Linked DNA regions of Homo sapiens: region 1 is linked to region 2. A link is an interaction called in ENCODE POLR2A ChIA-PET data of the cell type or tissue named here. Cell type or tissue: OCI-LY7. All regions are shown on one strand. Each heading gives the region's core, and the rest is flanking DNA. Links, peaks and the distances in the headings are about the cores only.

What was found. Peaks named below come from ENCODE experiments on the same cell type or tissue, not always from the same donor. Only the 100,000 strongest peaks of a DNase experiment are listed, where the experiment ranks them.
Region 1: POLR2A ChIA-PET joins it to region 2 with 5 read pairs; 4 of 35 experiments call an interaction of 5 or more read pairs at or near these places.

Annotation. Positions count from the first base shown.
Region 1 is chr9:105,453,217-105,468,394 of GRCh38, forward strand. It overlaps FSD1L (fibronectin type III and SPRY domain containing 1 like), which reads left to right. Exons shown (of 14, transcript NM_001145313.3): 2 at 8,304-8,399; 3 at 11,020-11,115; 4 at 14,977-15,108. Among named protein-coding and RNA genes, the nearest start is that of FSD1L, 13 kb to the left of the region's middle. In OCI-LY7, for the core only: no CTCF peak of the experiment used is centred there; no DNase peak of the experiment used is centred there.
Region 2 is chr9:105,247,998-105,263,175 of GRCh38, forward strand. All of the region lies in intron 1 of SLC44A1 (solute carrier family 44 member 1), which reads left to right. Among named protein-coding and RNA genes, the nearest start is that of SLC44A1, 11 kb to the left of the region's middle. In OCI-LY7, for the core only: no CTCF peak of the experiment used is centred there; no DNase peak of the experiment used is centred there; H3K4me3 peaks cover 1,549 bases; H3K27ac peaks cover 1,673 bases.

The sequences.
Region 1 (15,178 bases), core at 5,465-9,464, 200 kb after region 2:
TGCCACCCAGGCTAGAGTGCAGCGGTATGATCTTGGCTCACTGCAACCTCTGCTTCCTGGGTTGAAGAGATTCTTGTGTCTTCGCCTCCCTCGTAGCTGGGATTATAGGCGCCCGCCACCACACTCAGCTAATTTTTTAAATTTTTAGTGGAGATGGGGTTTTGCCATGTTGGCCAGGGTAGTCTTGAACTCCTGCCTGACCTCAGATGATCCTCCCAAAGTGCTGAGATTACAGGCAGGAGACACTGCGCCTGGCCTAAAATTACTATTTTTATTTTGTGTGTGTGTGTGTGTGCGTGTGTGTGCATGTCTGTCTGCATGTATCTTTCCCCTTTTTTCAACTCTTTTGAGGGAATGTCTTAGCTTTCTATAGTAGAACTGTGAGCAAGAAAGTAGAAATGAATACCATATTGACATACTTATGACCACTATATATAATACAGATACATTCATTTTTCAATTGAACTTGGCAGTTTTTAAAAATTAGAAAGATAGTGAAGCAGACCTTTTTTTAAAAAAATTTTAACATAGTGCTTGTTTGCAATGCGTGGCTGAATGTAAGCAGGATTATTTATACAGTAAACACATATTGAATGTTTGCTGTAGTGCTAGATATTCTACTCTTAGGGTGGAAAATATTTTAAAGTTGGTGGATTTTATCTCCAGACTTTTAAAAATATGTTTTTCACTCTTTGTTGGCACTTCTTCCCAGCCACAAGGTTCTGATAGAATCTGGTTTCAGTTATTGATGCTTGTTGATTGCTGTTAATTGAATTTTGAACTAATTTATTAAAAAAGTATTAACGTAGCCAGCTTTTGCATTTCTATTGCATTATAAATATAGGTAATACAAGTTTATTGTAGGAAAATAAGAATATAAATAAAGTGAAAATAAAATAAAAACCACTCAATTCTGCCACCCAGAGATAACCTCTTCAACATTTATGTCACCATCTAGTTTTTTGGTATGCATATAAAAACTTTTCTAAAATTATGGTATCATGCTATATATGCTGCTCTATAATTTGCATTTCACATAATAAATTATGGATATTTTTCCATATTAATCATTCTACAATACTTTTAATGATTCAACAGAATTCTTTTGTATGCATGTTTTACAGTACCCTTTTGTTGTATCTTTTTGTTGATCCCAACCTTTTAATGTTATAAATATCACAGATAAGCATCCTTGTAGCCAAGTCTCTGCTTACACCCTTAATTATTCACTTACAATAAATTAGAAATGGAATTACTGAGTCAATGTATATCTATTTCAAAAATTTTATTTGATACATATTGTCAAGTTGCCCTTGAGAAGGGTTGTTAGTTTATACTAATACTCGCATCTCCACTCCAATGCCACCTTCTTTCATTAAATGGTAGGACCTCTGGTTTCTTTGGCCGACTATGAGCCTCCTTGACTTTACTGGGTAAAACAGCCAGTTCAAAGGCCACTGCACATGGTTAAGGCTTCTTTATCCTCTGGTGTGCTTTATTTTCCTCAAATCCTAGATGGGAGATTACCTCCTCATATGCTGTGATATCTTAAACTGGGTTCAGGGCAGAAAGGCAGCATTCCCCAGCCAGTTCTTTTACTAGCATTTAGACTTTTTCTCAGCTGGTAAGCTAGACAATCAGAATTGATTGTAGGCTGTCTCAGTTACATCTGTGTACAGGTAGTGTTCTCAACTGTTTCACTGTTAGAGAGGGTGTAGCCTTCCATCATTTAGGTATATTATGATTAGATTCCTGAATTTCCCAGTTCTCTTTTTTTCACCTTCTTGCATCACATCTGAGCATGATACTTTTGTTAAAATAACTGGTGAGATTCTGATTATCTAGCTAACAGCTGGATAGCGCTTTCTTGATTCCGCTCTTTATCACTGTATGGTAAACCTACCTAACAGCAGTAGTTTAAGCATACTATTAGAATGATCCTGTATGGCAGACTCACCTGAATGTGTCTTCTGAGCTTCACTGGGCTGTGTAGTTACCTTGTCCAGCCCACTGCCACTGGACCTTTTCTGTATATAAGGCAGTTCTCCTGCTCAGCCTGCCACCACTGGACTCTCTCCCTTGTATGTAATCCCTTAATAAAATACCATGCCTCATTTGGTGGCTCTGGGTTTCTTCAGCCTCTTGAACCTGGTGCCATCCCCACTGGAGTCGATGGAGGGGTTCAGCATGAAGTCACCTAATTCAAAGGACAGGTCTATGTGTGGGATGATGCAAGTGGCATCATTTCTGGTGGCATTATTGGGCATTTTCCAGGAATGTTACATGCTGATTTGATCAATCCCTTTCCTCTGGTTGCAGGAACCCTATGATTATTTCATACAATCCCCAACAGTTTAGGCAGCCTAGGGTACAGGCTCTGGAGGCAACCTCCTGGATTTGAAAAGCAGAGGTTCTGGGGACAACCTCCTGAATTTGAATCATGACTGCCAGTTGATAGCTGTGTGACCTAAAACAAGTTTCTTAACATCTTGAATCTTTCCTTTTTCCAACCATAAAATGTGAAGACTCATACTACTTTTTTATCAGATTTGATGATTAAAAAGTTACTCCATATTAGCAGCACAGTGCCTGGCACATAGAAGGTGCTTAATGAAATACTAACTAAATTGGCTATAATAATAGTTTGACCCCCTTAAATTATAGATCTATTTGTGGTATTTGCAGGGGCTCTAGATTTTTGTATCTTGATTTTTTGGAATACTACTGTAGAATTTGACTCAGAAGTCTTCTCCTCCTCTGAGAAGATGCTGGTGGGAAACCCATATGTCAGCATTTCTCTAATTATGACCACATGGATGCTGATGCCCTCTGATTTGGGGTTATAACCTGTTGATCAGTTCCAGGTTTCCAGATTGTTGATCAGTTCCAGATTTCTAATCTTGAAGTAAAATCTTAGTCCTTTGGATGCCTTTAGCCGTTCTGACCTTTTCATGAACCTCTGATCTCTGTTTTATTAGGTAGTACAGTGTAGTCCTTTAAGAGCATAGACTTAGGAATCAAACTGTCTTAATTTGAATCCTGGCTGTGTGACATATTAGCTTTGATATTCTAGGCAAGCTGCTTAACTTCTCCATGCGTCAGCTTCCTCATTGGAAAATGAGGATAATAATAGTAACTTACTTCATAGGATTCTTGAAAGGATTAAATGAATTAATAATATGTATAGAGCTTAAGATAGTACTTGGCACTTAAGAGTACCAAAGTGCTCTTTTGCTCAGTCTATTGATTATCCTTTTACTTGATTGATAATGATTATAAACATAACTTTAAGCTGTGCTGCGTTGAAGAGAGTAACTTATATCTTGTACATCTTAGATTACTTTGATTCATTCCATAACAGTGGTTGCAGTTGTGCTTGGCTAGGGTGTATATGATGCTTTTTCTTGTTGGTGTAGCAGTTGCCTTAGTCTAAATCCATAGTCACATCATTGTATTTTTTTGTTGTTGTTATGAGGGCCTGGTAATTGTGCTACATCACCAAAAGACATTTGCTGAGATTGCCTGTGCAGACTTCCTATGGAGACTTATCTCATATATTTTACTATGATCTAGCAGAATTGGCATTTGTCAAAACATGTCTTCAGACCTGTGTCACCTAGAACTTTTAGTTGTCACCACATGAATCTTATAAAATATAATTTTCTAGATAAGCTTCAGATAATTTATATTGCCTTTATTCATCTCTGTTTATCTATTTATCCATCAGTGTTTGTAAGGTAACGGGAGGCTTGAGATCTGATATAAAAATCTGAGACCTTCGTAGGCATCCTTTAAGGTTGATAGAATCCCATGGGGCAGATGAAAGTTGTCTTTGCCCTTCTTTACCCATAAGGCTTTGATTAGAAAAAAAAATGAAATGACTATATGTAACATGGGCTCATTCTATAAGTACATTTTTGGAATTTGTTTTATCAGTACATTGTGTATATGTTTTAGGACAGAGGTTATAGGTAGAGAAACTGATAAGTGAGAGGGCTCCTAGGTAGAAAGCAAGTCAGATTAGATAAATTCATAGCAGGCTATGCAGCTGGAGTGTAACAAGGGAGAGGAAGTCTGGGGAGATGAAGCAGGTGAGGTAGGCAGTGGACAGATCATTTGAGATCTTATAGGTCATGTTAAAGATTTTCAGTTTTATCCAAGGTACAATGGGAAGCTATTGAAGAATACTGATCAGGAAGAGTGATGCTATCATTACCCTAGCTGAAGTATATAGAGAACTGATTACTGGGGAGAAAGATTGTTACCAGAGTCTGATTAAGAAAAATTTTGCTACAGTGAAGGTTGAGATATAGGTTGAGATATGATAGTAACTTTTACTAAGATAGTAGTAATAATTCTAATGTCACAGGATACTTTGGATGTTTCTTAACCAGCTAGAAACCTCTGTAGCTGGCAGTGTCTCTCCTTGAGTTTCACTCATGCCGGCTGGGCTTGTTCTGCCCACTTGGCCTGGCAGGCTGTGCTTAGCTCATGCTGCTGGCCTGGATCCCACACCTGCCGAGGGCGAGCCAGGCATGGAGCAGTGAGGGGTGTGTGAGCGAGCGAGTGAGTTTGGGGTCCGGCCACTGTGCACAGCCTAGCATGCTGGCTGCTGTGGCCATACGGGCAGCTCCGGGCACTGGCACAGTCACTGGCTCCATGCGAGGCTGCAGCTGGACCAAGCATACTGCAAGTGGCTTCCTCTGTGGGTGCCTGCGTCTGGATGAAGTGAACACAGTGGTGCCTGAAAACTCAGAGATGCCAGTAACTGCAGAGCCCCAAGGGGTCGGGGGCAGGGGTGCTACACCTCTCTTGTTCCTGCCACCTGCAGCTTGGCCAGTGGGAGTGGCAGGGCATGTTTCAGCCTGTTCAGTCCTGCCACCTTGCTTGGGCCCGTGGCTCCCAGGCTGGCCCAATCCCGTTGTCACTTGCTGTCATGTGGGGCAGCCGCCTGATGCTGGTGGAAGTTGGGAGGGCTATAGTGTTACAGCTCTGGCTCAGGGAATCCCGAGGTCTAGGCCCTTAGAAGTGTTGCTACTCTTCACTCCTGCAGTTCATGTCACTGTCTGCAGCTTGGTGAGCTGGCCAGGAACATGTTACAGCCCCTTTTGCTCCTGTCTGCAGCTTGGCAAGTGGGCCAGGAAAGTGTTACAGCCCTTTCTGCGCCTGCCTTTTGGCGGTTCCTGAGTTCTTGTCCTGCGTCCAGGAAGAATGAGGTTGCATGGACAACTGGATGGTGAGCAAGGCAGTGGAGAGTTTTACTGAGTGACAGAACAGCTCTCAGTGGAGAGGAGTCCTGAAATGGGTAGTCCTGATAGATGGCTGAGTCCAGGGTTTTTATGGGCTCAAAGTGGGGAAGTGCATGCTGATTGGTCCATGGGCAGGAGGAAGTATGTGCTGATTGGTCCATGGGTGGGCGTGGAAAAAGCACCATTTGTTTGACTGAAAGGCATAAAGGAAATTCTTATTCAGGGTTGTGGATTCCATCAGGAACTGGCAGCCCAGTTTTCAGGCTTCAGACTGTCTTTGGCCTGAAGGTCAGGTTTCACCAGGGACCCACCCCTATCTGCCTAGGACTACGTCTGCCTCCTGCTGCTATCACTAGAACCATTAAGGGGTAAAATCTATAGAACTTTGTGACTTCACGTAGAGCACAAATTAGAGGAGAGGAGATAGTGATGATGGCCTAGCTTTCTGTCTTCGCTCTTGATTAAATTTGGAGGTCCTGGAGGGATAGACTGGGGTAGAAAACTCGTTGAATTATGATATATTTTAGATCTTTTCTGCTCTCTTTCTCTGCCCTGGCATATTGCCTACCATATCTAGAAAACACTTTTTAAAAACTGCTGGATTTGATGCCTGTTCAGCCAGTCTCCCCTTGTATACCTCCTAGATTAGGCACATACTATCCTTATATACACCTTTTACTTGACTCCTACCACCATAGAGAAAATTTTAGCTTTATGTCACATATGCAAGCTAGGGTCAAGTTTCAGAACTCAGCACATGTAATCCTGTTTCTTTAGTTTTCATATGTTTTGGTGCTGTGGTGGTAGTTTTGTCTTAAATATTCTGATTCCTTGTAACTTGTTTTCCAGTTCTACTGAGCACCAAGTTCCTTAGTGCTTTTTATCTTTATGCCATTTCCACTTAGTTCCAGCCAGTCCCCATTCTTGTGAGGGTCAGAAAGGTTGAAGCCTTGGCCCTCTCCCTGATAAACTTACTATTTTAGAATGCTAAATATGAGCCTTGGATTACAGTCTTTTTCATTTGCTCATCCTCTCTACAGCAGTTGCAGATTAAAGGGCAAGTGGATCAGAGCTTCTGGAGCCTTTGTCTCAGTAGTCTGCCCTTGGGGAACTTTGCGAATATTTCCTTCCTCCTTTAAGCTTAGAAAAGCTTAGCAGAGAGGCAGCATTTTATCTGTATTAGCTAACAAGGTCACATTGGTTGCTATGACTTTCTCTTTATGATCTGAATGGTTGCTTTTTCTGCAGCCAGGTTTACTAATGTATTCGGTAGCTTTGAAAATATAGATGATCTTAAATGCTGGGGTTCCAGAGTCCTCTACAGCTGGCTTGTCCATTCTGATAGCATCTCAGTGGTGTATTGTAGCCAAGGCTCTGAAGCCCTCCTCATCTAAAGATTGCAGTGCGTCCTCTGAAAATAATCTAGGCCTTTAGTCTTTGCAGTTTTGGCATTAGGGTAAAGCAACTTTTCTCAGAATGTGGACCCTTTATCTAGGTGTGTATTACAGACTCTCATGCTGTACTGGAACTCCTTGTTAAATTCAAGAGCTGTAGAGTGCTCTCTCTTCAAAGAATGAGACTGTGTTTCTCAGAAATACTATATCAGCCTTTAAAGACCTTTCTTTCTCATCCACTTTCTGGGGAAGTACAGTATTTTTACAGCCTTAGGCAATTCATATAGGATATCATTCCCCTAAAGGCTTTAACACAGATTGTAGAGTTTCTTTCCAGAAGTATGGCTATTAATACATCTTAGGCCAATACAGTTGAAAAGGGTCTTTCATCTGTGGTAATAGAATTTTGAATGAATTTAAGAGGAATGGTAAAGATAAGATTAACTGTAATCGCTGGGAGTGGTGGCTCATCCCTGTAATCCTTGCACTTGGGAAGCCGAAGTGGGTGAATCACAAGGTCAGGAGTTCGAGACCAGCCTGGCCAGCATGGTGAAACCCCATCTCTACCAAAAAATACAAAAAATTAGCCAGGCACGGTAGCTTGCACCTGTAATCCCAGCTACTCGAGAGGCTGAGGCAGGAGAATTGCTTGAACCCAGGAGGCAGAGGTTGCAGTGAGCCGAGATTGCACCACTGCACTCTAGCCTGGGTGACAGAGTGAGACTCCATCTCAAAAAAAAAAAAAAAAAAAGATTGACTGTAATCTAAGGGTGGTATTTTTTTGGAGGTATGCGATAGTATCATAGAAAATGGAAGGCATTATTCTGATGATTCTTTGAATTTGTCTAACCTGTATGTCAGTTGTCCTTAGGTGCAGTCTTGTTTTTGTTAGCTGCCAACTTTGACGTGGACATTTGCACTTTCTGTGATCCCAAGAAGTCTTCTCTAACCCAAAACATGAGTGAACGGTGTAAATTTCACAGGAGAGAGGAGTGTATTTGTTTCTTCTGTTATGGTATTGGACCCCGAAGTGGTGTTACTTATGTACCAATTTCTTTTGAGAGTTGGTAATTTTAAAATGTCTTTCACCTTCTAGAGTTAATATTTATGTAAATAAAAACTGAGAAATGAGTGAAATTCTGGTAAAGGAAGTTGGTTGTAACATTTTAACTTATATCCACATATAGCTATTATAATTCAAGAATCTGGCATAACATAAGCACATAAAGAAATTCTGGTCTTCCAAGAAAAAAGTTCAGAAAGCTTTTAGGTCGTTTATTTTTAATTGCAAATTAATAAGATTAATAGAGGATCTCTGCCCTATTTCCACTCTTAGAAATATATGGTCTGTTTGGATGACATAGACCTCTTAAGTCTGTATTATCCAGGATGGTAGCTTCTAGCCGTAATGTGGTTTTTGAGCACTTGAAATGTGGCCAGTTTGAATTGAGATATGCATAAGTGTAAAATACAAACTGAATTTTGAACACTCCGTACCAAAAAAAAAGAAAAACTCATTAATTGTTAAATATTGACTACATGTTGAAATGATAATATATTTTGAATCTATTAAATAAAATATTAAAATTAATTTATCCTGTTTTTCCTTTACTTTTTTGATGTGGCTGCTATTGGCTCCTACTGTATTTATATTGGACAGTACTGCTTTAAGGAGAATGAAAACGTTACAGTTGATAAAGCCTGTTTTCTGATCTCTAACATCACTATTGGACCAGAGTCTATTAACTTGCAGCAGGTTGGTAGCTCTTAAAGGAGCAGAGGTTTTAACTTGAAGATCTGATTCAAAATTAGAGCATTTAGATGTCTTTGACTATACTCATTAAAAAACAGGAACATTAAAAAGGTAGGCTTTAGCTGGGAGCAGGGATCATGCCTGTAATCCCAACACTTTGGGAAGCTGAGGTGGGAGGATTGCTGGAGCCCAGAAGTTCGAGACCAGCCTGGGCAACATAGTGAGACCTCGTCTCTACAAAAAATCAAATAATGAGGCAGGTGGATATGGCTTGAGCCCAAGAGGTTGAGGCTGCAGTGAGCTACGATTGTGTCACTGCACTCCCACCTGTGTGACAGAGCCTCAAAAAAAAAAAAAAGGCTTCTCATTAAAATCTTGGGAGCTCAGGTCTTATCTAGTTGGGGCAATAAGTTACAGCTATCTCCAGATTTTTGCTATGTAATTTCTGAAATGCAAAGCTTGCTACTAAACTTAGACCAAAAAAATATGTAAATGGGAAGCTATTTTATGCTAAGGAGATTTTATTTTTTGCTCTGAACTGTATCTGCCTTTTTTTTGGTACCAATGTTTTATAATTTTTTTTGGTGGAAAGTTTTTTTAAGTTTTGTTTTTTTTTTTTTTGAGATGGAATCTTGCTCTGTCACCCAGGCTGGAATGTAGTGGTGTGATCTCGGCTCACTGCAACCTCCACCTCCCGGGTTCAAGCAATTTTCTTGACTCAGCCTCCCGAATAGCTGAGCTGGGATTACAGGCGCCCATCACCACGCCTGCCTAATTTTTGTCTTTTTAGTAGAGACAGGGTTTCGCCATGTTGGCCAGGCTGGTTTCAAACTTCTGACCTCTGGTGATCCACCCGCCTCAGCATCCCAAAGTGCTGGGATTACAGGCATGAGCCACTGTGACTGACATTTTTTTTTTTTTTTTTTTTTGAGACAGAATCTTGCTCTGTTGCCCAGGCTGGAGTGCAGTGGTGAGATCTCGGCTCACTGCAGCCTCCACCTCCCAGTTCAAGTGATTCTCCTGCCTCAGCCTCCTGAGTAGCTGGGATTACAGGTGCATGCTACCACGCCTGGCTAATTTTTGTATTTTTAGTAGAGACGGGGTTTCACCATGTTGGCCAGGCTGGTCTCAAACTCCTGACCTCAAGTGATCCACCTGCCTGGGCCTCCCATAGCGCACATGTGTGGTGGCACATGCTTTTTTCACTACTACAATACTTTATATGAACATTTGTATAAAATGTTGCCAGGTATGGTAGCTTACACCTGCAGTCCCAGCACTTTGGGAGGTTGAGGCAGGTGGATCTCCTGAGGTCAAGAGTTTGAGACCAGCCTGGCCAACATGGTGAAGCCCCGTCTCTACTAAAAATGCAAAAATTAGCTGGGCGTGGTGGCGGACACCTGTAATTCCAGCTACTCGGGAGGCTGAGGCAGGAGAATTGCTTGAACCCGGGAGGTGGAGGTTGCAGTGAGCCGAGATCACGCCATTGCACTCCAACCTGGGAGACAACAGCCAAAAACTCTGTCTCGAGAAAAAAAACTTAAAAAAAAAATGTTATCTCCCTTCAGACTGTTTCCTGGGCTCCTTATCTATAACCCTTTGTCGATATCTGATTATATTTTTTAGGAAAACCTTTATTCCACAAAGTCTTATAGGCTTTATTAAAATATTTAAGCTCATAGGTGCTTACAGAAAAAAGTCCTATGCTTCTGAGAAAATTACAAAGTATTAAAGTACTTGCATTTGATTTTTTTCTGAGACTATAAATAACCTTGTTTGGTTTTTGCTGTTGCTACCAATGAGGAGTTACTGCAACTAGACTTGTGCTGTCCAATATGATAGCATTGGTTACATTTGACTATATAAACTTAATTAAAGTTGGAAAAATTAAATTTAGTTCCTCAGTTCTAGTCACATTTCAAGACTTCTTTAACTGTGTGTGGCTAGTGGCTACCATATTGGGCAGCACATTTATAGAACATTTCCATCACAGTGGAAAATTTTATTGGATAGCACCGAACCAGAGAGAAAATTAACCAAATGTTTTATTTAAATAGGAAGCATTATCAAAGTCTGAGCTATCTGCTACTAAAATTGCTTTATTTATTATAGTTCTACAGCATCTGTAAATATTGGAATGAATGTTGTCATTCTAAATGCACATGTATTATCTAGTTTCATATCTCTAAAATAGGTTTATTTTTGTAAATAAATAAAATGTTGATGAATTTGTGTCTCCTCACTTTTATTCCTCGGTTCCTGATGTTGTATTCCGTTTCCATTTGTTTTTACAGCATTTAAAGATTTTGCTCTATTCCATTGTCATGGCTGATGACCTAAAATAATTCTATTGATATTAAGTTAAACTGATCATTTTCAATCTGAAAAGTATCATGGTGATTAAGTTGCATATTAGGAATAAGAGGGCTTAATACAGTACAAATATATACCCCATCTTTTCTAATTATAAGCCTTTGGAAGTTTTGAAGAATGAGAAATTTTACATTGCTCCTATTTGTTATACAATATACTCTTACATAAAGTTTGTTTAGAGAATGCTTGTTAATGAGTTTTGTAACTCTTCCATTGAAATATAGTATTTTAATGCTTTTCTTAATTCTAGGAAGCTCTACAGAGGATCATTTCAACTCTGGCAAATAAAAATGATGAAATTCAGAACTTTATTGATACACTACATCATACACTAAAAGGAGTTCAGGTATGATTGTTTTATGAAAAATTTTGTGTAAATATGTCACAATGAGCCAAATCTGAAGTACAAATATACTCTATGAATTTTGGGTTATAAACTAATGGAGGTGAGAGCAGAGCTTTAAAATAGCAGATAAAGTAAAAATGTTTTCATTGCAATTCCTGTTTTGTCCATGGAAAAATCCAAATAGTAAGGGAAAAGGAAAACTCTGGAATAGTAGTTGTTAGAAAATACCAGAGTGCTCACTTTAGTCCTTTTCCATTTGACATTTTTTCTAATATAAATTAAGAGCAATTTGTAGTTTTTCAAAAGTGCTGGCAAGTAAAACGTTTCTTTTACAATAAACAATAGAAGAAAAATTTTGGCTACGTGTGATGGCTCATGCCTGTAATCCCAGCATTTTGGGAGGCTGATGCAGGTTGATGGGTTGAGCCCAGGAGTTTGAAACCAGCTTGGGCAACATGGCAAGACACCGTCTCTACCAAAAAAAAAAAAGATACAAAAATTAGCTGGGTGTGGTGGCATACACATGTCATCCCAGCTACCCAGGAGGCTGAGGTAGGAGGATCGTCTGAGCCCAGGACGTCGAGGCTGCAGTGAGCATTGATTGTACCACTGCACTCCAGCCTGGGTAATAGAACGAGACTGCATCTCAAAAAGAAAAGAAAATGTTATTGGTAAGGGGTCTACTTGTAGAAGTAGATGAAAGTAACATAAAAATAAAAGGTAAAGTGCCCATTGAGAAGGGAGAGGAATACTTAAGAAAATAGTTCCAGGTTTGGGGAGATAATCTATATTGTAAGTAGTGACATATTGATTGTGGAAGAGAGAACTCAAGATAATCTGGTTGCTAGAAATGTACAATCTACCAAGACTGAATCAGAAAGAAATAGAAAATCTGAATAGGTCAATAATGAATAAGGAAATTGAATCCACAGTGAAGTCTCCCATCAAAGAAAAGCCTGCAACCTGATGGTTTTACCACTGAAATCTAGCAAATATTTAAAGAACTAATATCAGTTATTCTCAGCCTCTTCCAAAAAAATCAAACAGGAGGGAGTAGTTCCAAATCCATTTTTACAAATTCAACATTATCCCAATAATAAAGCCAAACCAGGGATACTACAAAAGAGAGAAATACAGGCCAGTATTCCTAATCAACATAGATGCAAAAATCCTCAATAAAATACTAGCAAACTGAATTCAGTAGCACATTAAAAAGATCATTTACCATGATCCAGTAGGATTTATGCCTGGGATGCAAGGATGGTTCAACAGAAGTCAATAAATGTGATACACCATATTAACAAAACTAAAGACAAAAAAAAGTGTATGGTTATCTTAGTAGATGCAGAAAAAGAATTTGACAGAATTCAACATCCTTTCATGATAAAGACTCTCAACAAATTAGGTGTAGAAGGAATGTACCACAACACAGTAAAGGCCATATGTATAATAACAATCTCACAGCTACCATCTTATCAAAGGTGAGAAGTCAAAAGCTTTTTCTGTAAAGTCAGGAACAAGACAAAGATGTTTACTCTCACCACTTTTTTTTTTTTTTGAGACAAAGACTTGTTCTGTCACCCAGGATGGAGTGCAATGCCGCAGTCTCAGCTCACTGAAACTCCTGCTTTCCAGGTTCAAGCGATTCTCCTGCCTCAGTCTTTAGAAGACTCTAAAGACTCTACCAAAAAACTGTTAGAACTGATAAATTCAGTAAAGTTACAGAATGCAATATCAACACACAAAAATCAGTATTGCTTCTATACATGAAAAACGAACTATTTCAAAGAGAAAATAAGAAAACAATCCCATTTGCTGTAGCATAAAAAAATAGGAATAAATTTACCTAAGGAAATGAAAGATCTGTATACTGAAAGCTATAAAACACTGATGAAAGAAATTTAAGAAGACAAATGAATGGAAAAATATCCCATGTTTGTGGATTAGAATTAACATTGTTAAAATATTTGTACTACCCAAAGTAATCTACAGATTCATTGTAATCTCTATCCAAATACCAATGTCATTTTCCACAGAAATAGAAAAAATTCTAAAATGTATATAGAACTACAAAAGAACCAGAATAACCAAAATTATCTTTAGCAAAAACAACATTCATGGGAGGCCGAGTCAGGTGGATCACCTGAAGTCAGGAGTTCAAGACCAGCCTGGCCAACATTGTGAAACCCCATCTCTACTAAAAATACAAGAATTAGCTGGTCGTGGTGGCAAGCGCCTGTAATCCCAGCTAGTTGGGAGGCTGAGGCAGGAGAATCGCTTGAACCCAGGAGGTGGAGGTTGCAGTGAGCCGAGATCGCACTACTGCACTCCAGCCTGGGTGATAGAGTGAGACTCTGTCTCAAAAAAAAAAAAAAATAATTATTTTAGCTATCTTGAACTATTTTATTGGAAAATTGGTGAATCAGCTTTCTTTAGATAAGCATAAAACTCATGGCTATAAAGCTCTTGATCTGTGGACAAGCGAATCATCACATTTGGTATCTGGAAAGAGAGATCTTATGTAGAGCTAGCTCAAACCATTCTTCTGATTGATAAATTATTAGAATTCTACCTTAACGTTAGAAAAAAAAAGTAGTGGGGGAATTAAACTACAACCTCGTTGCTGAAGATGGGAGCTTAGTAGTAGGCAAAAGGCAACAAGATGCCATCTGGTGATTGAGAGGAAAATAGTCTGTTTCTTTTTTATGAATGAATAGACTGAGGTCTAGGAATTTAAGTGCCTTGTATAAGGTCATGCTGTTACTGAGTGGCTAATGTGGGATTTGAGTTAGGTTTTTTCCCTTCCTGACTGCACATTCCACTTCTATAGTTGTTCTTACTACTGTAAATAGACTAGTAAAATAATTACCACCACCTTTGATGAGGTGCCTGTGAGGTATCTAGTTTTTATAAACATTATAAGCAAAAGTTTGGACATATAATATTACAGTAGATTGTATATATTAGTTCTCTTAGTCAGTGCCAGTTCGCTTCTCTTAATTGAATGATTCATCCAAGTTGAAAAATGTCTTAAGAGAATTTCTTCTATCTCATAATTGTTGCAAGTGTGGATATTGCTTATCTAGGGATTTTACAAATAATTCAAGTTATTTTTTGTTGAAATAGCAGCAAATATAGCAATGGGGAACTCAAGAGACTTGAAATGCATTATTGACCATGTTACTAGTAACTAATTGTATGGCTTTGGGCAAGTAACTTATCTGTATTTTAGTTAATAAAATACAGGATTTGACTACAAATTCTAGTCATTAGATGATTTAATATTTGATAAATATCTTAGGATCCAATAAATAATTGCTTAGTCTTTTAATTTCTGTTTATCTTACACAAATGCAGTGTTTTAGAGACCCTGAAAGATTTTAAAATTTAGACAAAATCCGCCTCATTTCTGTATGTGCAAAGTGTTCCTCGGAATTACTGAATTAAAATCTCTGGAATATTTTATAAGAATACCTCACCAGTGATTCTGATACGCACCAGAGGTTAAGAACCACTGGCTTAGAGTCTGCCTGAGAGACTGAAGGTCTGGACGAAGTTGGGAACGTTAAAACAACCTTTCATGTTGTCCTGTGGAAACAGTAAAGTGAAGAGAGTATGGGCTAGTCCATAAAAGACAACTTAACTGATAGTATAGCTGAAACAGTATTGTTAGCATTAGCGGGCAGTTTGTTGCATTTATCTCTTTTTAAAGCCTTAAGTCAAATATTAGAATTATGTTATTTTTATATTAGGCCAACATAGTTTGTAATATAAATTTATTCTCTCTTTTGGGCATACCTTTTAGGTTTTAAATGTTTGATAGCGCTTCAGTAAAATTGTTTTGTTTTGTTTTTTAAACAGGAAAATTCGTCCAACATACTCTCAGAGTTAGATGAAGAATTTGATAGTTTATACTCTATACTGGATGAAGTAAAAGAAAGTATGATTAACTGTATCAAGCAGGAACAAGCTCGTAAATCCCAAGAGTTACAGGTGAGATCATACAGCTATTGAAATATGGATAATTTTAGTCTATTTAATCCTTGATTTATGATAAGCAAAA
Region 2 (15,178 bases), core at 7,031-11,030:
TGCTCCTGATGACCTGCTTAATGTGTATGTTTTAGTTGGAGCAGTGGCTACAACATCTTAAAAGAGCTTGTCTGCAAACTCTAATGATAACCTACACAACACATGAAAACAGTGTGCTTTGAGGTAATCTGCAGTTCAGTTTAGCTTTTCTCAGCAGTATCTTCAGCAACTTTAAAGCTCTGGCAGGTTTTATCAATGTAAATAAAGTGCATTTTCTTTTTGTAGCAGGGCTTCACTTTTGAAATATAATTTATTTTCCCTTACAGTCTCTTGCTATGTTGTAGATTCTCATAAAAGAGTTTGTGGTCTTCCAAACTTTGATCTCTTGTAATCTGTCCTGGTATTATTTTCATTTTCTTGGCAGTGTCTGGGTATCATGATTTTCCATCAAAATAATTATACTGTTTTAGGATTTAGATCAAAGAAAAGTGTCACATTCTATACTAGCATTTCATTGCTAGAGGAGCAGATTATTGGCAAAATAATTTGTGCTGTATCAGCTATGTACATCTAGGATCTTAAAAGTGTCTAGTGAGTCAGGGCTCTTAAGGAACTTTTTAAATTATTTTTTAAAAATTAGTGACCATTACAAGTTGTTTACTAATATTGGTAATTGCTCAATACAAACCAACACAGGACAGTCTTTGCCTAAAAGTCTTTTGAGGGGAACGTAAAAGTAAGATAGTCTTGAGTTTCTTTTTACAGTACTAATCCTCCCTAAGGCTCTTAAAATTTATTCCCATCTCCCTATAATTCATTTGTTCTGGTATAACCTGACATAATTTCTATCCTTGTAATGTTAAACTTCAAATTTCACTTGTAAATCTTCAGATTTATTAAATGCTCTTTCCCATTGACAAACCAGTTTGAATGAATCTTTTGAAAGATTACTTAGCAAATTGCCGTAAGTCTTTGTCCTTAATGGCTAGATGATTATTTCTCACAGCAGTGCTTTAGAGGCCAGGAGATTTTGCAAGTTCTGTGAAGTTCTGTGTCCTTCAGTTCTAACCTTAAATGTTGTAAGAGGGATGGAGGAGAATCTTTCAAGTTGAACAAACTGCCGCTTGTCTGTCTAGCGTTAGGAGACATTTGTCCACTGTCTCATCCCATTGTCTTCAAATTGAAGGCTGTATATTTAACTGTCTTTTTGTAGCACTCATATTCTGTTTTGGGAGTAATAAAAAACAATCAGAAGTGGTTTACAAATGCTGGTTAATATTTGCATATGCTAACTGTGCTTTAACAATTTTAATAATACCATCATCTGTATCAGCTTTGTGGAGTTTGAAGTGAGATGGTAAAAATTAAATTTGAAGAGTGTAGTGGGAATTACCCACAGAGACTAAAGTTGCTCAGTTAAATTAAGACCTGCAAAGTAAACTTCATCTAACGGGAACAGAAGTCATGGCATGAAGCCTTTTTTTTCCTTCATCTTCTGAATACTGTGTTGTTAGCATAGAGGATCTACTCCTCAAAATATGTAAATCAAAGTTAATTTCGAAATTGGAAAATAATGTAGAAATGGTAATTTTTTTTTTTTTTTTGAGCCAGAGTTTGGCTCTCATCGCCCAGGCTGGAGTGTGGTGGCATAATCTCGGTTCACTGCAACCTCTGCCTCCCGGGTTCAAGTGATTCTACTGCCTCAGCTTCTCAAGTAGCTGGGATTACAGGTGCTCGCCACCACACCCAGCTAATTTTTTTTTTTTTTTGTATTTTTAGTAGAGACGAGTTTTCACCATGTTGGCCAGGGTGGTCTCGAACTCCTGACCTCAGATGATCCACCCGCCTCAGCCTCCCAAAGTGCTGGGATTACAGGCATGAGCCTCCATGCCCGGCCAATTCCCAAATCTTAAATTGCAGTTTACTAATTTTTTTTTTTTTTTTTTTGTGAAGTAGGGTCTTGCTTTGTCACCCAGGCTAGAGTGCAATGGCATGATCATAGCTCACTGCAGCTTTGATCTTCTGGGCTCAAGTGATCCTCCCACCTCAGCCTCCTGAGTAGCTGAGACTATAGGCACGAGCTCACGCCTGGCTATTTTTTTAATGTTTTAAATTTTTTGTAGAGACAGGATCCCACTATGTTGCCTAGGCTGGTCTCAAACTCCCGGGTTCAAACTATGCTCCTGCCTTGGCCTCCCAAAGTGCTAGGATTATAGGTGTGAGCCACTGCACCCGGCCTACTTTTTTATCTTTAGAAAATGTTTACTTTTCTAAAGATAAAATTTTGAATTAAGGAATTTCCAAGTTAAATTTCACACCACCATTTTGAACTTTCTACAGTTGCCATCTGGAGAGTAGCATGGTACAGCAAAACTAGTCCACTTAGAATGCTTCCAGGCTTAACAAATACTATACTATCAAATACTATTTGATGTGTTAACAGTACAGTCATTTAAAAATGTTATTGGCCTGGGAAAATTATTCATAAAAATATATTCTACTACCAGTAATTGGTTGATAGTTGTTTTTCTATGCTCCCCTTTCCCCTGCTCAAACTGCAAAGAAAGAATGAAATATTTCAATTTTGTAATTTTGCCTCAGATTTTTGGGACTATAGGGGATATATGAGATAAACCTACTATCACTTTTCTGTTGATCTAAACTAGAATGTAGAGATATGAAGTAGACTGAGGTCAGAGAGATACATTATGAGGTAGCTGGGATTAGAAACCTGCTTAATCTCTTAATCTCTTGTCCTTTCTGTAGTACAGTACTATTAATTCTTAATGTCTCAGGCTTTCTTTTCCTTTCATCCTTGGCTGCACATTGGAATCACTTGGAGAAGTTTACAAATGTTATGGAAGTGATGCCTGGGTCCTATTCCCAAAGATTCTTATGTATTGGTCCAAGACTGCGGGCTGGGCATCAAAAAAAGTTTTTTTTTCTGTTTTATAAGTGCTTCTTGCAGAGCAGGGCTAACCCATAATAGTACACCCAGAGTAGCCAGCATCAAAACTTTTAAAAGTTCCCCTGGTAGCCCTCGTGTGTCACCAAGTTTGAGAGCCACTCTTCCTTACCCTTTCTCTAGGTAATTTCATCCCTCGTATGGCTTCAGTTACAGTCTGTATGTTAACAGTTCCCAAACTAAATTACTGTCCTGGTCGCTGATCCTTATATCCAACTGATTAATTAGCATTTACACTAGAATATTGTACAGGCAACTCAAACTCAGCATGTTTAAATCTGTCCTCAAAATCGTACCCCTCACCCCCGGCTTTTTCAGTACTTTATCTCTGGTTCACCGAATGATACCAATGCCCTGGTTGTGGAAACTGGAGACTCGAGTCCTGTAGGGAACCTGCCTCTCACTCTTCTATATCTAGTCACCACATCTTGCCTCTTTGACCTTCTCAACGTCACTGCCAGCACTCCGGTTCAAGCCTCTGTCATCTCCAGCCCAGTACCTTGGTTACAGATCTCTCCGTAACTGTTCATGCTCCCTTCTAATTTTTCTTCGTATTGCAGTCTTGGTGATCTTTGAAAAATCCCAAGCTAATTGTGTTCCTCTCCTACTTAAAACCCTTTAATGGTTTCCCATTGCTCTTAGGACAAAGACCAGAACCCTTGACCCTGGACAACAAGACCCTGTGTGTGGCTGTTCTCCATCTCTCTATAGGGTCACCTTGTGGTGTGCTTTTCTTTGCTCATTGCACTGCAGCCTCACAGATTCTTCAGTTGGTTGTATTCCTTCCTCTTAGAGGGCTTTTGCATATGTGGTTCACTTGTCTAGGAGGCTCTTTGCTTTGCTCCCTGGCTTTTGGCTGGTTGCTTTAAGTTTCAGTCTGAAAGTCACTTCCTTGGAAAAGCCTTTTCTGATCCCTTCAAACTAGGCCATGTCTCCTCATTAAACTCTCATAGCCTTATGTGTTTTCCCTGTGAGCACTTAAAGCAGTAAACACGTAATTTTACAGTTAATATTAATGTCTAGACTAGGTGGCGGCAAACTACAGCCCATGGGCCAAATCTGACCTGCTACCTGTTTTTTATGGCTTACGAGCTAAGAATGGTCTTTACGTTTTTAAGTGGTTGAAACAAATCAAAAGAATATGATTTCATGAGAAATTTATTTAATAAATTATGAAATTTTAATTTCATTCACAAGGTTTTATTGGGACACAGTCATATTAATTCATTTACTTGTCTATAGCTGCTTTCATATGACAGTGTCAGAGTTGAGTAGTTGTGACAGAGGCCTTATGGCCTGCAAGCATAAATATTTACTCTGTGTCCCTTTACAGAAAATGTTTGCTGACCCTTGCTCTAGGCTGAGTTGATGAAGAGAGGGGCCGTGTTTGCTTTGTTTATTGCCATCTTGGTGCTTAGCTGGTACCAATACATGGTAGGTACTCATGAAATATTTGAATGAATTAACAGATATTCTGTTTCCCTCCATGGATAGAGGTGATTGAACTCCTACCTTAGAACACTGGGGTTTTAAAATTCATTATAAGAATTTTAAAACGATTCTTCTTTGGAAGACTCTTAACAGCATGTTCAGGGCTCTCTTAAGCAGCTTGTCTGTTGAAGGTATACATGTCACGTATGGAGCAAGTATACTTATAAAGGTGTAAGTTACTGGGTCAAGGTGGACAGGAAAGGGCTAGTGCGCTCAAGTAATGGACCAGTCAGATTTACAGTGGTGATGTTTTTATAGCAGGCACAAATGGGTGAGACTTTATGGCAAGCGTTGTAAAGAAAACGTGTTTGAGCTGGTGAAAAATTTAAGTCATTAAAGAGTTAGACATTGTTATCTCTGCTGTGGGAATTCACTCTGTGAAGATGGTTAAAGTTTTTGACACAGTAATATTTCCTCCTTTTTGATACTTTTTGTTTTCTAATTTATTTGGAATATAGCATAGCATAATGTTCCAATTTTGAATTTATGCATTGTGTAAAATTTAGTAATTTTTTTGGCAATTTAAAAAACAGATTTACATTTTTCAGTATGTTTTATTATACTCAATAGAGGGATGCCAGTTTTTCCCCTCTGGGGGACTCCTTTGTAATTGTATAATATGATAATGTTGTATAATAGGATTCATTTAACAAACATTTGGTTGATAAACCCCTGGAATTTATTTTTTTGTGAAAATATTATTATTCCTTTTAGTTACTCTCTACAATATCCCACAACCAGATATTTAGACTTATTTAGTAGGAAAACCCTTAAAAGCAACTTTTATTCAAATTTTTAAGGTTGCCAGAAATGCTGAAAATTATTAAATGGAAGTGTTTGACTTCTGGATATGTTTATAATATGTAAAGTAAAAAAACCAGCAGGAAGATGGAAAAATTGGAAACATGATTACTTCAAGATATTTAAGTAGCAGGGAAGGTATTAAAGTTTGTTTGTTTTTGTAGATTTGTGATAATATAATCATGATTATGATCTCAGAAAATTCTTCATTTTGAACTACTTATGATGTTACAGCTATAAGAAATAAAAAAGGCTGGGTTTGGTGGCTCACACGTATAATCCCAACACTTTGGGAGGCTGAGGCAGGAGGATTACTTGAAGCCAGGAGTTCTAGACCATCCTGGGCAATATAGTGAGACCCATCTCTACAAAAAATAGCAAAACAAATTAGCCAGGTATGGTGTCGTGTGCTTTTGGTCTCAGCTACTCAGGAGGCTGAGGTGGGAGGAAGATCTCTTGAGTCTGGGAGGTTGAGGCTGCATTGAGCTATGATCGTGCCTGTATTCCGGCCTGGGTGGCAGAGCCAGACCCTGTCTTTATTTTTTTTTGAGACAGAGTCTCGCTCTGTTGCCCAGGCTGGAGTGCAGTGACACAATCTCAGCTCACTGCAATCTCCGCCTCCCGGGTTTAAGCGATTCTCCTGCCTCAGCCTCCAAGTAGCTTGGACTACAGGTACCCGCCACCACACCTGGCTAATTTTATGTATTTTTAGTAGAGATGAGGTTTCTATGTTGGCCAGGCTGGTCTCGAACTCCTGACCTTGTGATCTGCCTGCCTCGGCCTCCCAAAGTGCTGGGATTATAGGCGTGAGCCACTGTGCCTGGCTGAGACCCTGTCTTAAACAAAGAAACAAACAAATAATAATAATAAAAAAAACCCTTAAATCCAAATAGCTAAAACATTAAGGAAAATTGATTATCTCCTATAGGTCAAGGGGTAGGGTAGCTTTCAGGTTGGTTAGTTCAGTGGCTTGATGTCAGCAAGGACGTAAGTTCTCTCCTTGTTTCTTTTTTGTCATTTTACGGAAGGTAGCTTTTTCTTAATTAGCTCCCCTCAAGATCCCAAGATGGCTATGGCTCTTCTTACCGTCTTTTGCTGAGCTGACAATCTCCAGTGGTTTTCCTTTCATGGGAATTAGAGAGGGCTGCACACTTATCCCTAAACAAGCTCTAACAAGAGGAAGGCAAAGGACTCTGCAATTGATTTAGAGTAACCAGGACTTCCCTCTGAGTCAAGTGAGGGGCAGGGCAACACCGGAACAAAAGGAGGACTTTGCCAGCAAGGTGGCGGCAGGGATGCAGGATTGGGCGTGGTGACTGGGTAGGCAGCCAATACTATCTGCTATGGTTTTGCCATTTTCTTTTGTCTTTAAATCAGACTTCTATAGTGTTTCCTAACATTTTACTTATAGCCCCATTATGAACTTCACAGTTCGTAGTTCAAAGTCACACAGTTAGTTATCTTCTTGTCCTAGTGATGCTGCTCAAGCCATTGCTGAAACCCCTGTCTTTCTTTTTTGCTCACCCCCACTGCATCTTTCCCATTCTGAGCTAAGGACAGCTTCAGATGAAGAAGAGCATTTGAGGTTGGAATAATGGTTAAGTGGTGAGTTAGTATTCTTGCAGGCCATGGTCCTTCAAGAGCACCTTGGCTGTTAGTATAACCTCTTCTCTCTCTAGCTTACAATCTCCTTTTCTACCTCTTTTGAAGTCTCACTTCTGTCTGTGTTTATCTCTGTTTCAAAATTGAGTATCAAAAAACTGATAGTTTTTATTTTCCTTATTTTTTTTCCACCTCCAGCTGATACACTTAAGGAGCTGTAATAATGAGTACAATCCACTAAAGAGGGAAAAAAAGAGAGCCTCTGTTTTCTTTTGTTTTAACCTGCTTACTTTCAGGTTTTTTTGTTTTTTTTTTTTTTTAATAATTAAACTGAAAAGTCATGTCATTATTTAGAATATCTCTGATATAAAGAGTTCTCACAGTATATAAAATGCATCCTTGCAATACATAATTTACAGAAGGAAATAAACCAGTGTGTAAATATGTTCAATCTTGTTAACAACCAAATTAAAGCATAGAGGCATCCTTTCACAGCTGTAACTTTGGTAATAGTTAACAAAATAATATTAATTGCCCAAGTGGTTTTGACTCAAATATACTTTATTGATTTGCTGAATAAATTGGAATGACCCTCTTGAGATACATTAAGAGCCATAAAAAAGTTAACATCCTTTATTTGGTAATTCTAAAGTTGAGTAATGCTATATGTAAGAATCTTTTTATTGTAGCATTATTTATAATGGCAAAAAGTTTAATTTAAAACATCATATATTTGCTGTAAAACTTTCTTCCTGTTTCTTAATAAAATCCATTTGAATTTAGTCTGTTATACTTCCTCATTGCCAACTAAATGGTCCTGCCTTAGTCATTGAGTAGCCTTTTGCCTTCCTCAGAAGTCCTTTCACTATTTCTTCTCTAAACAGCTGTTAGAATCCAGAGGATTGAACATCATTGTGTACTGGCAGGAGGGTGGGCTCTATAGCCAGACTATATCAATTTGAATCCCACCTTATCACTAGTTGAGTTATTTGGACCACATTCTTTAACCTTTGGTGCCTGAGTTTCACCAGCTATAAAATATAAACAATAATAAAACTTGCCTCAGATACTTTTAGCAAACTGCACAACTCATGAATGTATCTCAGAAATTACAATATTAATGTAAACTAAATCTCCCTGATGTTCTAATAACCATTAATCCTTCCCTTAAAAATGTTTTTGTGTTTGAGTTTTGGAAAGGTACCCTGACTTCCAAAAATTTTATTTTTATTTTTGAGACAGGGTCTTGCTCTGTCACCCTGGCTGGAGTGCAGTAGTGGATCTCGGCTCACTGCAACCTCCACCTCCCAGACTCAAGCAATCCTCCCACCTCAGCCTCCCGAGTAGCTGGGACTGCAGGCATGTACCACCATGCCTGCTAATTTTTGTATTTTTTGTAGAGATGGAGTTTTGCCATGTTGCCCAGGCTGGTCTTGAACTCCTGAGCTCAAGTGATCTGCCCACCTCAGCCTCTCAAAGTGCTGGAATTACAGGCATGAGCCACCACACCCAGCCTGGTTTATATTCTTGTGGTAATTTTATTGTGAGACAGAGTATCATTTAAGAGTTAGATCCAGCTGCATATGACAGAAAACTGAAAGAAACTAGATAAACCAGATAAAAATGTATTTCTTACCCAAAGTAAGTCCAGAAGTAGTGTTTCAGGGCTAATATGAGACTCCTCGTTTATCAAAGACCCACTCTCCTTTTGGTTTCATTATGTAAGCATATGGCTTTCATTCTTAAGATTACAAAATGGCTGGAAACTCTTTTTTTTTTTTTTTGAGACAGGGTCTCTCTCTGTCACCCAGGTTGGAGTGCGGTGGTGAGATCTCAGCTCACTGCAGCATCAATCTCCTGGGCTCAAGCTATCCTCCTGGTTGAGCTTCCCAAGTAGCTGGGACTACAGGCATGCACTACCACGCCCAGCTAATTTTTGTATTATTTTTATTTTATTTTATTTTATTTTATTTTATTTTATTTTATTTTATTTTATTTTATTATTTTTTGAGATGGACTCTTGCTGTGTCACCCAGGCTGAAGTGCAGTGGCGTGATCTCAGCTCACTTTAACCTCCACCTCCCAGGTTCAAGCATTCTCCTGCCTCAGCCTCCTGAGTAGCTGGGATTACAGGTGCCCACCACGACAGAGGGCTAATTTTTGTATTTTAGTAGAGGTGGGATTTCACCATGTTGGTCAGGCTGCTCTCGAACTCCTGACCTCAGGTAATCCACCCGCCTTGGCCTCCCAAAGTGCTGGGATTACAGGTGTGAGCCACTGCGCCCGGCCTTTTTTTGTTTTTGTTTTTGTTTTCTTTGAGACGGAGTTTCGCTCTTGTTGCCCATACTGGAGTACAGTGGCATGATCTCAGCTCACTGCAACCTCCGCATCCCGGGTTCAAGCGAGTCTCCTGCCTCAGCCTCCCAAGTAGCTGCGATTACAAGCATGTGCCACCACGCCTGGCTAATTTTGTATTTCTGGTAGAGATGGGGTTTCACCATGTTGATCAGGCTGGTCTCAAACTCCTGACCTCAGATGGTCTGCCCGCCTTGGCCTCCCAAAGTGCCGAGATTACAGGCGTGAGCCACTGTGCCTGGCCTGTATTTTTTTGTAGAGACGAGGTCTTGTCTCCCTATGTTGCCCAGGCTGGCCTCAAATTCCTGGGCTCAAGGGATCCACCCATCTTGGCCTCCGAAGTGCTGGGATTACAGGCATGAGCTACCGTGCCTGGCTCCCAGATTGTAAACTGTGTCTAGAAAATGAGTGCAAAGAGAGAAACAAACATAAATAATTAGAGGCTAAATTGGGTGGCAAGGAGTTCAGGGGACGGGGAAACCAAGAGAGGAAAGAATAGTTGGGGAGTTGGCTTCCTGAAAATGATTCTCCAGCAAAAGATCTGGTCTGGAAGAATGGGGTTTAGAAAAAGTGAAGGGCAGACAGATTTTAGTAGAAAGCAGGGAGAGGAATTCCAGTGTAAAGAACAGTTGGTCAAAGGCAAGGAAGCAGACAATAACTTGCTGCTTGTCAGTATGGAAAGGAGACCTGACCAGAGTGGAGTGAAGAGATGTTATGTTGCATTTGGGGAAGGCATTCATATTTGAAGGGGAGGAAAATGGGCAGCCATGGAGGAGTTTTCAGAGTGGTTTAAGGAAGATTAATTTGACAGCATAACTGCACCTGAATGGGAGAAATAGAAGGCAGAGGCCGCCCAGGGAGCTGTTCAGTAACTCATACCAGTGTAAACAGGAAACAGAGAAGAGTTATTGTGGAGTCAAAATAAAATAGACCTTCCTGACTTAATCTGGATATGTGGGATGAAAGAGAAGGAAAGAACAGATGTTTTGAACGCCACATCATGGAAGAAGGGTATTATAATGGCTAGACATGTTAGTTGAGATGGGGACTAGTTTGTGGAGAGGGGAAGATGAATTCAATTTTGTATGGACTGACTGGAGGTGGTACTGATATTAATACCTCCAGGCGGTATTTTCCATAGGGAATTGAAGACCCAGAACTGGATTTCAGAAAATGCTTTAAGTCATGAGCATATAGAATATAGAGAACACCAGTCATTGCTGGGGATTTACTGTGTGGTAGCCTCTGGGCTAAGCGCTTTACATGCAGTTCTCATTTTATTCTCATAACTCTGAGGTGGGTCCCAGTTAGCCTCATTTTACAGAGGAGGAAACAGAAACTCAGAAAGGCTAGGTACCTTGACTAGGATCGCCCAAGTAGTGTAAAACTGGGAGTAGTTCCAAGCCTGTGCACTTCCTGCTGTATTTCCCTCTGCTGTTCCAAGGACTGCTATATTAAATGGTAGATTGAATGTACCTTAGATACCACTTTTTTGTCTCTTAATTTCAGAGGTTGTGTGTGCTGTTTGCTGTTTGTTGTTTTGTTTTGTTTTTTGGGATGGAGTTTTGCACTGTTGCCTAGGCTGGAGTGCAGCGGCGCAGTCTTGGCTCACTGCAACCCCTACCTCCCGGATTCAAGGGATTCTCATGCCTCAGCCTCCCAAGTAGCTGGGATTATAGGCGCCAACCACAACACCTGGCTAATTTTTGTTTTTGTTTTTGTTTTTTTTTTTTGGTAGAGAGGGGGTTTCACCATGTTGGCCAGGCTGGTCTCAAATTCCTGACCTCAGGTGATCCGCCCGCCTAGGCCTCCCAAAATGCTGGCATTACAGGTGTGAGCCACCACGCCTGTTTGTTCTCTCTTTAAAGTCTATGTGTAGGTTGGTTTTAAATCAGTGCACCTCAAACTATAGAGGCCAGGGTACGACAGTTTGGAGCAGAGTCTGAAAGTGGTGGTTATAAACTTCAGACTCTAAGTAAGGACCAATGGCTACTGTGCGTATCCTCCAGGGCCCTTCCATATTTTCTTCTAAGAACTAAGTCTGAACAAGTCTGTCATGACAGCAAGTTTACTACTTGTTACTGTAATTGTGTTCTTTCCCCATAATTCACCAATTCCTGAAAATACACTTTTAAATAAGTAATGGATATTTATATGTTTAGTCAGTCTTTGGAGATTCATGGCCTTCGAAAGGGTTAATATAATTGATGCTTGTGTTATTAATATTGAGTGCCAACAAGGCTCTGGAGAGCAGTAAGAGAGGAAAGGGTGAAGAAAATGGCCTCAATAAAGTTGACTCTGGAGCACAAATGATTAGTGTGCACATTAAGATCAAATTACGAAGGCAGAGATTCCTACCATCAGAGCAAGAGCTGGAATTTTTAAAATAATAAACTTCATTTTAAAAACTCAGCATATTTAAGAGAGTTTTATTCCTTGCTTGCTAAGCCTCAAAGTTTTTCCAAATCTATTTTGCATGTGGTTTTGTATTTTCATGACAATTCTGAAACCACAGGTGTTGGAAGACAATTCTAAAGATACCAAGTTTTAAGTATATTTTGACATATTTTGAAACTAGCCATAGTTTTAATCAAGAAAAACATTTTTCAGTGTACACTGCTGATAGAAGCAGATTTCAGTTATGAAAGTTTGGAAATAATACTTTAATAAGGCACTTCATTTTAAAACTGAAAGCAATTCTAGTTTGCTGCTAGTTTAAAAAGTTTATAGTTTAATGTGATCTGAGAAAGTAAACCAAGACCAAGTGGAAACACTTATTTATCTTGAGGTTGCAACAAGCAAATTGAGCTGGGAGACTTCTGGGTGAGGAAGGATCTGCTACTTAAATCAGGCTCTAAGATATGATAGATGGTGCTCTACATGCCATCACTTTGAAAGATTTAAATGTTTCTTATGTAAGAATATCTTAATCAGGATTTCTCCCAAGTATGTGCTTCCAAAGCACCAGGGCTACAAGGTGTTCTGCCAAAAAAAGGGTTCTGAGGTCAGAAAAGTTTGAGAGGTTCTTCTTGCTCACTTCATACCACCCCCTCACTGGCCTCCCAACCCCATTTGAAAAGTAATCATGCATATTAACATATTTAGGGTCATTGCCCTGCCTCCCAGGAAACCAGTTTAACTTTGCTTAACTGGCCTTTATTGGACTTATCTGTCCTTTAAAATTTTTTTCACTATATCTTGAACTGCTCTCCTACACAGCACACTTTGAGTAACACTGCTTGAAATACTGCTTCTCAATTTCATTCTCCCAAATGACAACAAAAGTGATTATGGTGAAACCAGAAGCAACAATAAGGTTGTTGGATCAGGTGACTCTTAACTAAGAATCACTCAGCTCTGAAACTGACTTTAAGTGCATCACAAACTTCATGTTCTTCTTTAAGATATTGGCAAAAGTAGATAAATTTCAAGTCACTCAAGTATATTATAACTTAAAACCCTTTCACGTGAATCATTGTTTCTCAGATTAGTGATTTGAGATCTCCAAGGGATATTAGGTAGGGTAAATGATTGACAAAAGAATCCTTCAAGTTTGAAACTTGATAATATGAACTGCTATGGGGTCAGCTGGGCCAACAGCAAGAAGGGGAGCTATGATCTGCACTGGAGGATTTTCTCCTTTCTTCAAGTCTGCTGCAGCAGAGGGGCAGTTACAGTTATCACTTAAACTCCAAATGACCATTCGGAGATGGAATGCTATCTTTGGTTGGAGAAAGAATTGAGGATAGGGATGATGGGCCAAGCAAATAATAGATCCTCAATAAATGTTTATTGAATACATATGGAACAGGGATGGAGTATTCAGAGACTAAACATTTAGTTTGTGGTGCTGATACTTGTCAAGATTATGGTTAAAACAAATACAACTTGCCAATGGAGAGAAATGGGAATGAACCTGAAAATTAAAACTAGCTGCCGTTCAAACTGTTTAATTCTGGTGGGCTTTTGAATTCTACCTTGCTAGCATGTGTTCCTAGGTTATAATGAAGTCTTGGTGTATACATTAATATTAACCAATCAGGAAAAAAGGCACATCATAAGCTAGAACCCTCTGGGCCTCATCAAAACCTCAGTATGACAGGTAATCAGCACTGGACGATAGATTTATTATATAAGAATGAGGGCCTTCTTTCCCTTCTGCCACACCGCCTTCCCCCATTTCCCTGCAACACACCTCTTGTTTCTGGCCCACAGAGCATAATGAAAGCTCTTCTGGCCCATTTTCTCAGTGCCTGCCTGGGAGTAGACTGGGTAAAGCTCCAGTCTTAAGTATTTTGTTCAGAGTGTGACCTGGAAGATGACAAGCAGCACTGCTTCTGCCCATTGCAGCAATGAGGAAACTCAGGACAAAGGGAAGATGCTGAAAAGTAAAATAAAAGAACCGAGAATATCGGTAGAATAAAAAGAGAATCCCAAGCTGGCTGCATGCTTTGGTTCTGTTCAATGTTCATGGGCTGGTGTGCTGTCAGGCTAAGTACTGGGCTCAACAAAGAATGAGACTTTTCCTTCTGTAAGTGTGCAGTCTGTTAAGGGAGATGCTACGGAGGGGTGTAGCTTTGTCAGTGTGCCAGAGCCCAGCTGAATCTGTGTTTCTCTCTCTCTCTTTTTTTTTTTTTTTTTTTTTTGAGAGGGAGTCTCACTTTGTCGCTCAGGCTGGAGTGCAATGGCACGATCTCGGCTCACTGCAGCCTCTGCCTCCCAGGTTCAAGTGATTCTCCTATCTCAGCCTCCCAAGTAGCTGAGACTACAGGCGCCCGCCACCATGCCCAGCTAATTTTATTTTTTTATTTTTAGTTGAGACGGGGTTTCACCATGTTGATCGGGTGGTCTCGAACTCCTGACCTCAGGTGATCCGCCTGCGTTGGCTTCCCAAAGTGCTGGGATTACAGGTGTGAGCCACCACGCCTGGCCCTGTGTTTCTTATATAGCTAAATATTAGTATAGTTTACAAGGTGTAAAACACTGATAATTCCTTGCTAGATTTTAAACTAATTTTCAAAACTAAAAACTAGAAATACAAAAGTGCCCTAAAGGAACATAGATGTTATTTTTGAAGTTTGGTTTGTGTTTGTGCTTCACTGGTAAGGATGAAGTTCAGTAAACTTTAGGATAAAGTTATTGTGTCTGTAGGCATGACAGCATTTTATTATACAGAGTGAAAAAAATACTGTCCTTGAGTAAGAAAATAACAAAGCTTCAGATGCCTGTATGCAAGTCACAATGGCTTTTGAGGCAGTCCCATAGAAAAGATTGTACCTATAATATGGGTAATATTTTAATTTTCATGTTGAAATGACCAGCTTTTAAGCTAATAAATGAGTTTTCTTCTTTGATAGAGCAGATTCTAGAAATTTTAAAGTAGAACACATCGAAAGTATTCTTCTGTCGTTGTTGACTAACCTATGGTGGCTCTTTTGTTGCTCTTATGTGTTTATGACTTAGTCATGTATCTCTGCCCTGTTACCCTGCCAGGAAATCCATGTGCTCTTGCCATAGTCCCAAAGTCTCATACCTAACTGGGCACAGTGACCTGTTTAGTGTTCCATGGCCATGGACTAACTACAGGGTCCAGAATGGATTCAGGGACACCCAAGTATTCAATTTGTTTCCTACCACTACATCAGACCACCTTTCCATTTATCTTCCAGCTTTCTCCCATTCAGACATACATTTTCTGTTTATGCTCTTTAAGTTTTTAAATCTCATTTGGTTCCAAAAATGTTTTAGGTAATTTTTAATAAAATGTAAATATATTTAAGACTTTTGAAATGAAAAGCCAAAAGCTGAAAGGAGGTGGAGGTGGGATAAAAGGAAAAAGAAGCACAAATGTACCGAGTGCCTGAGCTTCTTCACCTACCAGTGTTTCTAGTCCTATTTTAGAATGATACTGATTCAAAGGAAATTGTCACATGGAATCCTTTTACAGAATTACACAACTGTCAGGGGCTTAAGAGGTCTACCAAGGTAGCCATGAATTTTATGTCACATACTCTACGTGGATTT